2 separate regions of the Mus musculus genome follow, and region 1 is linked to region 2. A link is a loop called in an ENCODE intact Hi-C map of the cell type or tissue named here. Cell type or tissue: heart. All regions are shown on one strand. Links, peaks and the distances in the headings refer to the core of each region. The heading gives the core; the rest is flanking DNA.

Region 1 (2,801 bases), core at 216-2,715, 310 kb after region 2:
TATCAACAGTCAGCGCGATGAGTGAGCTCTTTCAGCTCATTGCCAAGATGTAAGAAGCAGAACTAAAGGTTGAGAAAGGTCAGAAATGAAAGAAGTGTGCACAGACTTATTTCAAAATCTTATTTCAAATATCTTATTTCAAATCTAAAAGCTCAGAGTTCTCAAAAAACCTAAGCAGGTGAGTGGAAAAGCTGCACTTTACTGCAACATAGCAACAAAACAGTGATTCACGTTTGAAGTCGGTGACAGATGTGGAGCCTTCCAAAGGGTGGTCTGCAATGACACTTGCTGCTTCTGGTGTTGACTGCTGGCTTTTGTAACCCACTTATCCTTGCCATAAAGATTAAGTATGACTTCCTCTATGAGAAAGAACATGTCTGCTGTTTGGAAGAGTGGGCCAGCCCCATGCACCAGAGAATCTACACCACCTTCATCCTCGTCATCCTCTTCCTCCTGCCGCTTGTGGTGATGCTTGTCCTCTACAGCAAGATTGGCTATGAACTGTGGATCAAGAAGAGAGTTGGAGACAGTTCAGCACTTCAGACTATCCACGGGAAAGAAATGTCCAAAATAGCCAGGTCTGTTTGCTCACCTCTGTGTAAAATGGCTTAGTCCGTCTTCCTAGAAGGGACAGAGTTGCAAGGATGCCAGAACTCTTGGGTAGTTTAGTCAAAGTAGCCTCAGTTGAGAGTATTTAAACCCTTGAAGCTGTTTGCAATTTAACGTGCGGCAGAAAGTTAGATCAAAATTGTTAGTCCTTAAATCAGAAGTAAAGTTGGGGTTATGAAGAGAATTAAGATAGTGGTTACATTTCCATCTCTATACAAATATAATCTGCAGGAAGAATGGTGAACCAGTGTCACAACTCTGTGGTCTAATGGGGGTCTCTTCTCCCTGTCACTTTGCTGGCCATGTGACACAGATCCGCATCTTTGCTCCCCCCACACACACACCCGTTTCTTCATATATACAAAGTTACATAATGGTTCTTGTAACCAAGTTATTCTTACTATAGCATCCCTACTTCCTGCTACTCAGAGGTGGTGCTAATAATATACATGAGATGGAATGTATAATAAAATCTTTTTAAACCAGAGCATATTTATGTATATTAAATGATTACTGTTGAAAATTTATTTTAACATAACAGCTATCTTTCTGACTTTCTTCATTAGTATACACTTAAAAAAAACACTATATAGAAGATGGATTTTATAGTCTTTATTAAACATTCAAGTAGAAGCGAGTTAATAATGCCTCCAGTTCAGATTTCCAGGGATTTGATGGGGTTTAGTTGAATCACGACTGTGCAGCGCCCTCTAGTGAGCCATTTGTATACAGATGGGCCCCTTTATGAGAGACTTCATCACCATGGGTATTTTTATTAAATTAATTATCCCTTTTGTGGGGGGGGGGGTCGGGGAGGAAAGGAAGCTATTGACTTGAAAAGAGAGGTGCCAGGTATGAACTTGTAAAATATAAAGCAAATATATAGTTCTAGTGTAGTCTACCTTATAAGAAGAATAAAGAAATAAGTTTGAATTCCTGGTAAACTAGATTTTTAATTCCATCCTTGAAGTTTACTGTATTTCATAAATACTGATCTTTTGCTGTCACAGACATGAATGATTTTCAATATACAGTGAATTAAAGTCACTCAATTTAGACTCCTAAATCCAAACCCAAATACATCTGTCTGCCTGCAAATCATGGTACCTTCTCTGTGCCTCCGTCTCTGCATTGGTCCATTGATTTGCTTGAATATTAATGATATAATCCATGCCAGTAACCTAGTGGAACCAGGCCCACAATGTGCACAGGTCACAAGCATGCTTATTGCATGAAGACTGTGAAGATAGGGGTGAAACAAACTAGAAAAGGCGATGCTACTATGTTGGAGTGGGCTAAGCTCAGCTTTTATTCCAGTCTTGCTGTTTAACACATTTCCATGGGAAAGTGAACCAACACAATGCCCTCTTGTGGGTCTAGGAAGAAGAAGCGGGCTGTCGTTATGATGGTGACAGTGGTGGCTCTCTTCGCTGCGTGCTGGGCACCTTTCCATGTTGTTCACATGATGGTTGAGTACAGTGAGTACCTGGCCTTCTCATTTGGCGACTCTCTGGGCCATTTCCTGCTAGAGCAGACAGGCATGACTGTTAACCCCTGCTGTTAATTAAATACCAAGCCTTGAGTCTGGTTCTTTCCTGCTACAGGAGCGCCAACCTTCTGTGTGATGGGTGATTGTGTGTGATAAGAACACTTGGGTAAATAAGCGTAATTTAGTTGCCATACACAATAAAGAAAAGCTCCCACAATCTTACATTATTCCTAAGGGGGGGGGCATGCAATGTGACATCTTTTTACAACCTCGACTCCCACCTTATTAATTAATAATACCTAGGATATCGGTTGGTGCCTCAGGATGGTAAGCTAGGAGTTCACATGGTTTTCCATATGATTGTGTTTTCTGCAATGTGGGTGAATACTTGAAAGGCCACTCCTGCTGCTTCTAGTTTACATGACACTTGAATTATTTAGTTGAAAAGTTGTGGGTCCAGTAACATACACTGGACGCCACACTGTGTAGGTAAGAAAGGTCACCACAAAGTTTGTTTGTTTCTGAATAATCAGATTCCTGCCTCAAATTGTCTTCAGATACTTATATGTCACATGCTAAGTAGTTTTTAATTTTCTTGATAAAGTCAATCAGCATTCTAAAATATCATTCTATTTCAGGTAACTTTGAAAAAGAGTATGATGATGTCACAATCAAGATGGTTTTTGCTGTTGCACAAACAATT
Region 2 (2,801 bases), core at 81-2,580:
TGTTCACCCAGGACAGGCGGCTGGAAGTGACTACCCACTAACTCAAGCAGAAAGTCTTAGTATGGAAAGTCTCTTATTTAGTAGCAATAAATAATGCCTTTCCTACTGGGATCCAGGACCCAGCTAAAAAAATTTGTCTCTCTGCCAGGCCAAAACCCACCTGAAAGGCTAAGCCTGAGAAAGTCACTAAACTCTGTCTTAGCGGCTCTTCTTGGCACTGGCCTTCTTCACTGGCAACCAAAGCTGCCAAGTAACGCAGTGTTCCCAACATTAGGCCCGGGACCAAAAGTCTTTCCTTAAAGGATACCCCTGCCCCTTGAGAAAAACGGAACATCTAATTCTATCTGGGCGCGCGGGGAGCAGTCTCTAAATGTGAGCATTCATGAAGTAGAACGTTATAATTTGTTTGTTTTTGCAGATCCCTTGAGGGCAGTGAATGAAAACACGGGCATGGTCCCTTCTAGGTATGGTTGAGAGAAGGTTTTTATTGTAGATAGGAGGGAGAGAAGAGCCAGAGGCATCTGGACGAGTACGGATGGACGGAACATGGCCAGCAGAGAGGAGAGATGGGAGGGAGAGAAGAGAGGAAGAAGAAGAAGAAGAAGAAGAAGAAGAAGAAGAAGAAGAAGAAGAAGAAGAAGAAGAAGAAGAAGAAGAAGAAGAAGAAGAAAGAGAGAGAGAGAGAGAGACAAGAGAGGGGACCAGGAGAAGAAGAAGAACCAAGAGGCCAAGAGTCCAAAGGGTAACCAAGAAAGCCAGAGGTCAAAATGGGTGGGTTATATAGAAACAAGAACAATGATGCTCAGAGGCTGGAGAGGTTTGGGGCGGGAGGTAGGGGGTGGTACTGAGAGATGCTGAGAGAGCCTGGCCACTAGCATCCGCTTTTGCGAGCTAAATAGGCATTTCAGTTAGCCTTTTGTCCTGAGTTTCTCTGAGACCTAACAGGCAGGAGCCATCAGAGAACTGCGCAGGCCTGAAAGACGACTCAGGTCCCTTGCACACACTGAAGTGAGACTTCTGTGAGTTGATTCTCTTACACACTTCAGACAGAGTCCGCCAGGTGGCGCTGCTTCCTGCTTCCTATCAATTGAGGCGCTTCTCCAGCCAAGAGAGGTCACAGCCCTGGGATAACAGCACAAAGCTGACGTGATTCATATCAGGCAGTTAGCAAATGTCCAGCCATGATTGCTGCTGTTGTCATTACTAAATAAAAGATAGCTAAGGAATCATTAGCTATTGGTCCTGTGCCACCTCCAGGGAGGAGGTACAGGCATTACAAGTAGCTCAGCTCAGGATATTAAATTAGCCATTAGCTCAGGATTTTAAAAGCGAAACCATTACTTTTCGGCACCCTTGACCTGCCTATTTTCCGGCCAACCTGACTTTGCCAATATATTGTGAAGCAAGATGGAGGTCACCACCACAGGGCTAAGCTTCTGACATGGAAATATTGATCACTTTGGTTTGGGTCCAGGGTAAGCTGAAAGAAAGTCTCCAGACATTGCTGGTTGTCTAATAGAAAATGCAGCTTCCCAGATAGTCAGCTTTGGCAGGACTGGCATTGAGGCTGGGTACTTTCTCCTTGTCTGGGGCCACAAGCAGTTTCCCCTCACACAACTCTGATGAAAGTTAAAAACGCCTGGGTATTTTTTTGTCTACTTAATAAATGATCTGTGACTAACGGTGGGCTATAATATATTGAGGCCCCCTCACTTCTGTTTTGTAGCTGGATGTAGTACAATTTTGATGGAAACTGCTAGGGGAGATTTTATGCATTGGTATTTTATTATGGCTGTATAATATCTAATAATGGTTTGGCTTATAGTCTTTTTAAAAAGAAATTGTATTCTGTACCTCACAGAAGTAATTCCAGCACGTCTGCTGGTGGCTGGAGGAAACCCTAACAAGCACATGGTTTGGTGAGTCACTGTTCCTGGCCCCTCAGCAGTAACACAGGCTGAATTGGGTGCTACCCCAGGAAACTTTGTTTTATTAATTTATTCTCTCATATATAACATCCCAACCACAATGTCCCCTCACTCCTCTCCTCTCAGCCCCCTGCCCTGCCACCTCTTTCCTTCTCATCCACTCCTCCTCCATTACCTTTCAGAATGGCGCAGTCCTCCCAGGGATATCAACCAAACATGGCATATTAAGTTATAATATGACTAGGCAACTCTCTTTATAATAAGACTGGACAGGGCAATGCAGTAGGAGGACGGGGTTCTAAAGGCAGCAAAAGCATCATAAACAACCCCTGCTCCCTCTGTTAGGAGTCCCACAAAAACACCAAGCTAAAATAACTAATACACACACACACACACACACACACACACACACACACACACACACACACAGAAAGGCTAAATAACAAGGAGGGCTCAGGAGGGGATGCACGGATCTCCCTGGGAAGGGAAAATAGAATAGATGTTGTGGTGGACTGAGGGCAGGTGGGCACAGGAACAGGAAAGAGCCTGATTGGGTCTAACCCAGGCCTCTAGGAAACATTTAATGACAGTCCTGTGGTTTGTTTGTTCTGTTACAACTTGAAGCAAACTCAGGGCATCTGTGGCCAGTGACTCACCTACGAGAACATTATCTTTGGCCATTTAACCTCTGTCTCATTTTCCTCCTCTTGACGAATGACAATGATAAGAATAACTTCTCTGTCCCACATAAGAAGCTTAAATAAAGTCAAAACCCTAAAATACAAAAACACACACAGTGCAAGCTTCACTCCTGGATAACAGAGCCCCGAGATATCATTCTCTTGACTGTATGCCCCATGACATAGATCTGGC

The links. Peaks named below come from ENCODE experiments on the same cell type or tissue, not always from the same donor. Only the 100,000 strongest peaks of a DNase experiment are listed, where the experiment ranks them.
Region 1: a loop joins it to region 2, with 9 times the contacts of the local background. A loop is called at or near these places in 18 of 42 quality-filtered maps.

What each region holds. Positions count from the first base shown.
Region 1 is chr3:36,180,231-36,183,031 of GRCm38, reverse strand. Qrfpr (pyroglutamylated RFamide peptide receptor) reads left to right here. Exons shown (of 6, transcript NM_198192.2): 4 at 343-578; 5 at 1,990-2,087; 6 at 2,737-2,801. Among named protein-coding and RNA genes, the nearest start is that of Zfp267, 31 kb to the right of the region's middle. In heart, for the core only: a CTCF peak has its summit at 1,323 (motif pointing left); no DNase peak of the experiment used is centred there; H3K27me3 peaks cover 470 bases.
Region 2 is chr3:36,493,932-36,496,732 of GRCm38, reverse strand. No RefSeq gene overlaps it. Among named protein-coding and RNA genes, the nearest start is that of Gm11548, 11 kb to the left of the region's middle. In heart, for the core only: a CTCF peak has its summit at 1,057 (motif pointing right); a DNase peak (open chromatin) is centred at 1,152; H3K4me3 peaks cover 210 bases; H3K27ac peaks cover 334 bases.